2 separate regions of the Homo sapiens genome follow, and region 1 is linked to region 2. A link is an interaction called in ENCODE POLR2A ChIA-PET data of the cell type or tissue named here. Cell type or tissue: GM12878. All regions are shown on one strand. Each heading gives the region's core, and the rest is flanking DNA. Links, peaks and the distances in the headings are about the cores only.

Region 1 (5,379 bases), core at 326-5,325, 64 kb before region 2:
ATGATGATTGTGCTTTTAATCCATGTAGTTTGTCTCTGTATAGTCTGCAGATGCAGATTCCGATTCCTGTGAGAAGTAGCTCACCGTGATAAAGCTGCCTTTGCTTTTATCATCTTGCAAAAGCAACAAGGGGGAATATGTTGGGAACAGGCCCCCAAATCTGGCCATAAACTGGCCCCAAAACTGGCCATAAACAAAATCTCTGCAGCACTGTGACATGCTTGTGATGGCCATGATGCCCACGCTGAAGGTTGTGGGTTTACTGGAATGAGGGCAAGCAATACCTGGTCCACCCAGGGCAGAAAACCACTTAAAGGCGTTCCTAAACCACAAGCAATAGTATGAGTGGTCTGTGCCTTAAGGACATGTTCCTGCTGCAGATAACTAGCCAGAGCCCACCCCTTTGTTTTGGCCCATCCCTTTATTTCCCATAAGGAATACTTTTAGTTAATCTATAATCTATAGAAATAATGCTTGTCACTGGTATGCTGTCAATAAATATGTGGGTCAAACTCTGTTCGGGGCTGTCAGCTCTGAAGGCTGTCAGCCCCCTGATTTCCCACTCCGCACTGTATATTTCTGTGTGTGTGTCTTTAATTCCTCTAGCACCACTGGGTTAGGGTCTCCATGACTGAGCTGGTCTCGGCAGAGACGGAATCTCGCTCGGTCACCAGGCTGGAGTGCAGTGGCGTGATCTCGGCTCAGTGCAACCTCCACCTCCCAGGTTCAAGCATTCTCCTGCCTCAGCCTCCTGAGTAGCTGGGACTACAGGTGCATGCCACCAAGCCCAGCTAATTTTTCTATTTTTTAGTAGAGATGGGGTTTCACCATGTTGGCCAGGATGGTCTCAATCTCTTGACCTCGTGATCCACCTGCCTTGGCCTCTCAAAGTGCTGAGATTACAGGCGTGAGCCACCGCGCCTGGCCATGCTTCATAAGTATTTGCTAAATGGATGCAAAATCATTAGTATAGCCTTAGAAAAATATGGGTTTAAATTATCTCAATGAAACGTGAAATTTCAAAACCCAAATTTTGACATAAAAGATATATTGTTTCTTTTAAGCTCCCTGTGAATTTGCAATCATTTGAAAATAGAAAGTTCAAAACAAACACAAAAGTGTTAGCTCTTTTCTCCCAATCTGTTCCCTGTTTCTCAAAGGCCTGGAAGAGAAGAGGAATAAAAGGAGAAAGGAAAAGAAGCAGGGTGGAAAGTAATACATAAAAACTGGCCCCTTACAATTGGCAATATTTGATTAAATCGTATAGATTATCCAATGGTGTTACTGTTCAATTTTTTTGTATATTTAGTAGAGATGGGATTTCACTGTGTTAGCCAGGATGGCCTCAATCTCCTGACCTCAAGATTTGCCCGCCTCGGCCTCCCAGAGTGCTGGGATTACAGGCGTGAGCCACTGCACCCGGCCATTTTTGTTTATTTTTTATTTTTTATTTTTTTTGAGATGGAGTCTCACTGTGTCACCCAGGCTGAAGTGCAGTGGCACAATCTCGGCTCTGTTCAATTCTTGATTTTGATAATTGCACCATGATTAATTAAGAGAATCTTAGTCCATTCAGGCTGCAATAACCAAATACCATGGACTGGGTGGCTTCTAAACAACAGAAATTTATTTCTTACAGTTCTGGAGGCTGGGAAGTTCAAGATCAAGACACCAGCAGTGTTGGTATCTGGTGAAGGCCACTTTCCCATGGATGGCACCTTTTTGCTGTGTCCTTGCAAGGTGGAAGGTGCAAGGCAGCTCTCAGGTGCTCTATTATAAAGACACTAATCCCAAACCCCTGCCTCCTAATACTATCTCTTTGGGGCTTGGGATTTCAGTGTATGAATTTAGGGGAACCACAAGCATTCAGATCAAAGCAGAGAATGTCCCTGTTTTTAGGAAGTCCACGCTGAAGTATTTAGGAGTAGAAGGGCATCATGTCTGCAACTTAATGCTAAAACAGTTTAGAAAAAAATACACTTGGATATATTGAGAGAATGAAAGAGCAAACATGAAGTGTTAACATCTAGGTGAAAGGCATGTGGGAATTCTGTGCACCATTCTTGCAGCTTTTCTGTAAATCTGAAATTATGTCAAAATAAAAAGTTAAAAAAATACTGGCCCATTTGCAAATCTAGTGGACCTCTCTGGTCTATAAATAATCAGCAAACTGGGCCTTTGAGATGCCATCTCAGCCCTTTTCTGTGGAGAGGTGGATACCTGTTCTCCATCTTCTACTTTGCCCCTATTCTGCTGTCATCCTAGATCATTCTCATCCTACATGTGGCCTCTTGGCCACTCCCCTCTCCACCTCCATGACTTTCTCCTCCATGTCACCTCAGCCACTCACTCTCCTGGTCATACCCCAAGCCACCTCCCAAATCACTACTTAGATAGCAACCTCTCAACCATCCAATTAGCCTGCTCAACTACTCTCACCTACCTGTTCTCTAATCTTCACTGCCTCTGACTCCTCATCTTCAATTCCAAGGTTATATAGTTAAACCACATTTTTGCAATATTTATTTATTTATGTATTTATTCATTTATTTATATTTTTTGGGTTGTTTGTTTTTTTTTTTTGAGACAGAGTCTCGCTCTGTTGCCCAGGCTGGAGTGCAGTGGCGCGATCTTGACTCACTGCAACCTCCGCCTCCCAGGTTCAAGCGATTCTCCTGCCTCAGCCTCCCGAGTAGCTAGGACTACAGGAGCATGCCACCACACCCAGCTAATTTTTTTGTATTTTTAGTAGAGACAGGGTTTCACCATGTTAGCCAGGATGGTCTCAATCTCCTGACATCATGATTTGCCCGCCTTGGCCTCCCAGAGTGCTGGGATTACAGGCATGAGCCACTGCACCTGGCCGTTTTTGTTTGTTCATTTGTTTTTGTTTTTTGTGTTTTTGAGATAGAGTCTCACTCTGCTGCCCAGGCTGGAGTGCAGTGGCTCAATCTCAGCTCACTGCAACCTCCACCTCCCCAGTTGAAGCGATTCACCTGCCTCAGCCTCTCGAGTAGCTGGGATTACAGGTGCCCACCACCACGCTTGGCTAATTTTTGTATTTTTAGTAGAGACGGGGTTTCACCATGTTGGCTACGCTGGTCCCAAACTCCTGACCTCATGATCTGCCTGCCTCGACCTCCCAAAGTGCTGGGATTACAGGCATGAGCCACCGTGCCTGGCCTATTCATTTATTTGTTTTGAGATGGTCTCACTGTTGCCCAGGCTGAGTGCAGTGGGGTAATCATGACTCACTGTAGCCTCAACCTCCCAGGCTTAAACAATCCTCCCACCTCAGCTTCCTGAGTAGCTGGGACTATAGGCACGCACCACCACACCCAGCTAATTTTACTTTTTGTAGAGAAGGGGTCTTGCTATGTTACCCAGGTTGGTCTCAAATGCCTGGACTCAAGCAATCCTCCCACCTCAGCCTCCTAAATTACTGGGATTACAGGCATAAGCGACTGCTCCTATCTTTTGCCCCCTTTTGCCTTTCTTTCCATCCCATTCACTCAGCAAACCCTAACCCTGTATGAAGCCAGCTCTATTCTCTTGTTGGAGCTATACTTCAGCTGCTGGATTGTGCTTGAGAAGTAACGTGTGTTTAAGTGGGTGCCCCAGTCTCAGGTGGGCCTTCAGCACTGTCAGATAATCTTCCCCAGTAAGTTTATCCTTCCTTTCTTCATGAAGTTGTACTTGACCCGCCCCCACACCCCCAAAAAAGAGAGAAAAAAATAATTGCCCTCAGATGGAAATTTGCATTAGCTCCCCACCGTCAAGTCTTTAAACTCAGTGTCCTCAGCACTAGTTCTTTCCTCCAGCTCCCTGTAACAGTGGAGGGTGTTCCACCTTCCCGGCCGAGGCTGGTCCCTCTGCTGGAGAGACAGAGACAGCTGCTTAAGGTTTCCACCTCTCAGCGAGGACCTTACTATCACCCCTCTCAGACCTTGGTCTTTAACCTCTAACTTTCTACAGCTGCCCTTTCATAAACACATCTTCTCCTTTGGTGGTGAGGAGTTAAAACCAAGTTCCCATCTAAGGGCACCTATTTTTAGCCCCCTTGAAGTAGTGAGATCATCTATGGAGAATAAAGGAGGAGATAGAAAAGTCTTCCCCATCCATCTAAACAAAACAACCCCCTGGAGCCCCCCTTCCCTTACAGTTACTGCCCTCTTTCTCACCTGCTTTCAGCCAGATTTCTTGAAGGAGCCATCTATTGTCTTTCTCTGTGTTTCTGTATCTCCTATTCATTCCTCTGCCGTTCTCTTACCTCTGGTAATTCACCAAAACAGCTGTGGCCAAGATCATGGCAGCTTTCTTGGTTTTTTGTTTTTGTTTGTCTGTTTGTTTTAGATGGAGTCTCGCTCTGTCGCCCAGGCTGGAGTGCAGTGGTGCGATCTCGGCTCACTGCAACCTCCACCTCCCAGGTTCAAGCAGTTCTCCTGCCTCAGCCTCCTGAGTAGCTGGGATTACAGGCACCTGTGGCGGGAGCACTTGGCACTCCCTTCTGTGACCTCCTGGGCTCAAGCAATCCTTCTGCCTCGGCCTCCTAAGTAGCTGGGACCACAGGTGCAAGCCACGACATCAAGTTATTTTTTCTATTTTTTTAGAGACAGGGTCTCACTATGTTGACCAGGCTGGTCTGAAACTCTTAGGCTGTCAATCCTCCCATCTCACGCCCAGCTAATTTTTGTATTTTTAGTAGAGATGGGGTTTCACCTTGCTGGCCAGGCTGGTCTCACACTCCTGACCTCAGGTGATCCACCAGCCTTGGCCTCCCAAAGTGCTGGGATTACAGGCGTGAGCCACCGTGCCCAGCCGCCTTCTTGTTTTTAAATCCTGTGGACAGGTTTAATCCCGTCTCGACCTCCCTATAGCACTTGGCACTCCCTTATAAGACTCCCTGTCTTATAAAGCAACATTTCCCCAGTACCTGGCATAGGGCCTGGTACATAGTAGGTGCTCAACAAATTTTATTTTATATTTACATTGAAACAGAATTCTTTGAATTGTGGAACATAGCATCTTAGGGCCTAAAGGATCTGGCCACTGCCTTCATCTTTTCACTTATCTCCTACCCAAACCCTAGGCTCCAACTATACTACATAGTTGCAATTCTCCAAACCACCCAAACTCCTACTTTTCCATATTTTTTAAATGTGCTGTTTACTGTCTGGGAGTCCTTTTCAGGGACACCTACTCCATTTCTCCACATTGTCTCCCTGGTGAAACTTTTGCTCTTTTGTTAGTTTGAAAATCACTTTCTTTAGGAAGCCCTTCCTAATTCCCCCTAGCAGAGCTGTCTTCTCCCTCCAAGCTTCTCCTAGATTCTTTCCACAGACCACAGCTATCAGTGATTCCCAAGCATGTTCAGAGAAA
Region 2 (5,379 bases), core at 208-5,207:
CACTGGGAAATTGCAGCAGATATTGATTTCCTGGGGAGAAAAACTGGGGGTCTAGGGTAGGAAAAAGATCTAGTTTCACTCATTGTATGTAGCCTTTGGCACAGTTTGACTGTTTTTCTCATGTGTATTTATTTCTTTTTAAATATGAATCTAACCAGTTTTAAAATCTAGCAAAAAAATAAGGGAAAAAAAGATGTTTACATTTCCTCAGGCCAGTTTCGACAATGCTAAAGACACCCAACATATCACTCATGCTGGAGCAATGGTTTGTGCTGGGGACATTATTTGCCTGCCTAAGAAATAGTACTGAGAAACTTATTTTAAATTGTTATTAAATATTTACTTCTCCACCGCTTCCTAAGGTTTCTGCCTAATTTTGTCATCTCTTAGCTAACTATATCTTTATGTTTGGTTCCAACATTGAATGAGACTCTATTAGATTATAAACTCCATGAAGCAAAGATATTCTTGCTCTTGTTCACCACTGTATCTGTGAGGCCAGATACTTGGTGGGCACTCAATCAGTGTTACCTAAATGAATGGATGAAACAACAGATGTACAGTGTTCAGCCTCTCTTCTAGGAACTTAAACACAGACAAGGAAGCAGATTTAAAGACATGAAATGACTTGTCCACCCTCACATAATGAGTAGGGCCATGTCTACTCATGACCGTGTCTACTCAAAGTCCAACGCTAGACTTTGGACCATGTCAACCCCAAAGCCCAAGCCCCTTGCCTTATATCACAAATCTACTTAGGTAATAGTACTCCAGAGATTTATGCTTCAATTATTAAACATCTTACTCCCCCCAACCATTTGATTCCTTTTATTATTTTTATTCTTATTTTTTTGAGACGGTCTCGCTCTGTCTCCCTAGGCTGGAGTACAGTGGCATGATCATGGCTCACTGCAGCCTTGACCTCCCCAAGCTCAAGACGTCCTTCCACCTTAGCCTCTTGAGTAGCTGGGACTATAGGCACATGCCACCAAACCCAGCTAATTTCTGATTTTTTGTAGAGATGGGCGAACTTGCCTGGGAGGTTCCACTATGTTGCCCAGGCTGGTCTCGAACTTCTGAGCTCAAGAGGTCTGCCCACCTTGGCTTCCTTTCCCAAAGTGCTGAGATTACAGGTGTGAGCCACTGCACCCAGCTTTGATTCCTTTTAGACCCATCTATCATTACTCAGGTTTGAGACTAATTATTTGAGACCTAGAGCAGATGTTCAGATGTCATTGGGACAGTTACAAAACTCAGATTTGCTACACTACTGAGGAGCAATTACAGCTAATTGTGTAGGCACTTTGGGAGCCTCAATTTAATTAAATCCAAACACATCTGATCTGGATAAAGGGCCAACCCTGCCTGATGTCAGACAGACTGCTGGATGTTCTGTGAAGAGATGCCACCTCTCCCATGCAAGGGAAGGGCAAAGACATGGTGCCCAGCTCCAGGATCAGCCTTCTGGAAGGTCCTCCTGGGACCTCCCCTGATGTCAGTTACCAAACACCTTTAGTGCCTGGGGCCTCTCCCTGGCCTGTTATTACTAACAGCTACATTAATCTGTTTTTAAATGAGGCTCTATGTATTTAATTCTTATGGGATTAGCACTAGGTAACTATATAATCTTGCTGCCGCTTTTTAAAGTAAGATGAAATCTGAAACACTAGCTGGGCCTTAGACAGATGAGTATTGCACGGCCATTTTGGAAAGGCAACTTGCTGGGAACAGAAAAGACCCCTCACCTTTTTCTCAAGCCCCTACACCTAAAGAAGGACAAGGCAAAGGCTGCCTGAAAGCTATTATTTCAACAGCCACTTCCCCAAATGACACTAGCATGACTAAATAGGCTAAAATACAGGGACTCGAGACTTGGTGTTCCTTGTGGATGGAGACTCTGAGTCATCTCTGTATGTTCCATGCCAGGCCCATGCATGGCATCTGTGGATATGCCACAAAATGTCAGGTGGATAAGAAGGAAGTTTGAATCGTCTGGAATAAAGGCACACAGTACTCGCCAGCATGAGTAAGCAGGGGACATGAAAGAGGTACTTGAATATCTTTCCCACTAAGTTTAGCCTAAGAGAAAAATACAGTTAAGCTAACATGGCTCGCTGACAGGTGGGCGGTTAGGGGCCTAGCAGCCCCTGTCACTTCCATAGTAAAAGTATGTGAGTCATTTCTTAAAGTCAAGGGGAAACTATCTTAAAGCTGAGTCATCCAGGAATACAATAGCTGTAGAAATAAAGTTAAGGCCCCTTTGTGCTATCAAATTAGTTGGCCTTGCCCTTATCTCTGAAATAAGGATTTTAAAAAATGAGTGTTTTCAGCCTTGTTTCCCCAGGTATAGGATGCCTAAAACTGCCCTCTTATGGCTAAAGGTTTAAGTATTCAGATATCATCCTGAAAGTGCAGAACTCACCACTCTTGGCCACTGTTCTGCTTTGGATATGACTCCCTGACACACTTCCTGAAGCTCCTGGCCCCTGGCTCTCAGCAGACGATCTTGCCAGGTGTTTTACTACGATGTCTGAGTTCTGCAAACTCACTACCTTCACTTTCACATTCTCTCTCTCCCTTCACCCATCTCTTCCTCCTCCCTTCCCATTGTGCCCTTCTGCCATTATAAAACTCAACTGTTTAATGCAGAGGCAACACAATTCATAACTATGAATACAATTCAAAATTGAGTCTACACCAATGAAAATGGTAGATATGAGAAGCTTATCGAAACACCTATGTTTATGATCTAATAGAAGATTGTAAGATATTAAGCAGTAAAAACAAAATAGAAGTTCCTTAAAAATCACTGCCTGAAGCTCTTACAGTGAGATGTCTTGGATCATGGGTGATCTCTACAGCATGCTAAAGGTAGGTAACCCTACATCCTAGTCTCTCCAAGAGGGTCCTGGAATGTATTGTTCTGATGCAGTTATTAATAAAGTTATGAATTATTATAACGTTATTAATAAAGTCCCTTTTTACTCTCAAAAGTGTCTCAATTGGAATGTGTAATTAGATGGAGGGAGATGGGGTCTCCCTCCCTTCTAAGACTGAAGTCCCGTCCTCTAAGCAAGACCAAGTTTTCTGACCTTACCTTGAGGTTCCAAAAGATTGTTTGTATATATGTTTGTTTGTTTTAAGAGATAGGGTCTCACTCTGTAGCTCAGGCTGTGCAGTGGCATGATCACAGCTCAGTGTAGCCTTGAACTCCTGGGCACAGCGCTTCTAGAGTAGCCGGGACTACAGACATGAGCCACCATGCCCAGCTAATTTATTTTTATTTTTTGTAGAAATGAGGTCTCACTGTGATTAAAGGTGTGAGCCACTGTACCCAGCCCAAGAGATAATTTTTGTTTTGTTTTTGAGACAGGGTCTCACTCTGTCACCCAGGCTGGAGTGCAGTGGCATGATCACGGTTCACTGCAGCCTTAATCCAAAAGATAGTTTAAAAAACAAAAAAGTTCCTGTATTAAACCCAGTTGGACATTAAAGATTTCCTCCTCCCAGCAAGAGAATTCAATGCTGTGATTTCACGTACTTCCTCACAGCTTGATGTCTAATGCCCGAGAGTCAAGAGTTTAGAAATAAGGGAAGGGCCCACTTCTTCCCTGTTTAAACTCACAGGAAAAAAGCAATTTAAATATTCGAGGCCATTTTCAATGCCAAATGCCCCAGCTTGGTGTTTTGGTGGGAGATGGGTACTAAGTTCTTAGAAGGCTCATGATCCTAAGGGACTCGTTACCTTTGGGGAGCCAGAGCCAGGTTATTTTTATTCCTTTCACTTGACATAGAAGATATTGTTTTTAATCCTATTTTTTTCTCTCTTTAAATCAAGATCAAACTAATAAGATCCTTTGTTACTTGGCTCTTGATTTTCTGGTGATAAAACTTTCAAGATATGAAGGTATGATATGGAGGCCAGAATAAGCACAAGCTGGAAAATTCTGGTTTTCAGTTTATTCTTTGGCTAGTGGATTTGATCTACCTCTTCTTTGCTCTGAACATGAATACTGGACTGTTGGGATAAGGCACTCGGCCAAAGAGAGACAGAAGAAGCAGAATGCTGCCTGAATTCACTGGGCCCCTACAGAATCACTGACAAAAACACTCACATTCCAAACATTGTTTAGTTTAGAAGGTCAATTAAGTCAATAAAGAGTAAGCCAACATGTCTACTGCTGCAGTGCCTCGATTAAAGATTAGGCTCTTTATAATAAATACACTTCAAGAAAATCTTCATGACTTCTTCATCTTCCTTGATTTCCAAGTGTTATTGACCTCACCCACATGACAGGGTTGTTTACCTGGCCTGACCCAGTAGAGTACCCTATTAGTTAAAAAAATTTTTTTTTTTTAGAGACAAGGACTTGCTATGTTGCCCAGCTGGTCTTGAACTCCTACCCTCAAGCTATCCTCCTGCCTTAGTCTCCTGAGTAGCTGAGATTACAAGTGCATGCCACCTCGCTTGGCACAATAAGAAATTTAAGACAGTTTGGTAAACTTTACTCTTGTAGGTGTTCTTCACATTTATTTTTACTCAGGTTAGCTAATGTCTTTATCAAAAGAGACATATTTAGTATTTTCCAGTTTAAAGAATTTATGAACTATACAAAAGTTAAGTGTGAGGAATTTTTTTAAAAAAAAAAAACATTTTTTAGAAGGTTAAAATGTAGCATGTACTACAGTAAAAACTCTTTCCAGTACTGATTTTAAGGGCTGGCTCTGTATATAGAAGCCAGTGGCTTTGAGCTGGAGGCGTGTGGCCCAAACAGATTTGGCCAAGAGGCCAATACTGAAGGTTGTCCAGCTGGAAAGCAAGCATTGCATACTGCAGAATAATCACCACAGCCGACATCCCTGTACACAGAGCTGTAACTCAGACTGAGCTCAAAGAAGGAAGAATTTTATGCTCAACACGAGCAGGTTCTTAAACTCGTCCTTGCAGAAATTCCAAAGTTCACATGAGGTCAACTGTATGAACTGGATGCAGAGGTAAGGTCATTTAACAGTTCAAGTAAATGTTTACCTTTTCTCCTCTAAGGTGGCTCACAGAAAACACAAAGTTAGAGTGAAGGGCCAATGAAGATGATAATCGTTATTGTTTACTGGTATTTGCTGGACTCTATGCCATGCACTTTTATATTATTGCCATTTTTTTTTTTTTAAAGACAGGGTCAGTCTCTGTCGTCTAGGCTGGAGTGCAGTGGCGTAATCTTGGCTCACTGCACTCCTGGGCTCAAGCGATTCTCCTGCCTTTGCCTCCCAGGTAGCTGAGATTACAGGTGTGTATCATCACACCTGGCTTTTTTCATTTTTAGTAGAGATGAGGTTTCACCATGTTCTATCAGGCTGGTCTCAAACTCCTGGGCTCAAGTG

Evidence for each region. ChIA-PET counts read pairs that join two places held together with the same protein. Peaks named below come from ENCODE experiments on the same cell type or tissue, not always from the same donor. Only the 100,000 strongest peaks of a DNase experiment are listed, where the experiment ranks them.
Region 1: POLR2A ChIA-PET joins it to region 2 with 7 read pairs; 3 of 35 experiments call an interaction of 5 or more read pairs at or near these places.

The regions. Positions count from the first base shown.
Region 1 is chr15:89,228,983-89,234,361 of GRCh38, reverse strand. No RefSeq gene overlaps it. Among named protein-coding and RNA genes, the nearest start is that of RLBP1, 10 kb to the right of the region's middle. In GM12878, for the core only: no CTCF peak of the experiment used is centred there; no DNase peak of the experiment used is centred there.
Region 2 is chr15:89,164,566-89,169,944 of GRCh38, reverse strand. All of the region lies in intron 5 of ABHD2 (abhydrolase domain containing 2, acylglycerol lipase), which reads right to left. Among named protein-coding and RNA genes, the nearest start is that of RLBP1, 54 kb to the left of the region's middle. RefSeq lists enhancers at 2,201-2,570, 1,480-2,679. In GM12878, for the core only: no CTCF peak of the experiment used is centred there; DNase peaks (open chromatin) are centred at 2,074 and 2,464; H3K27ac peaks cover 2,242 bases.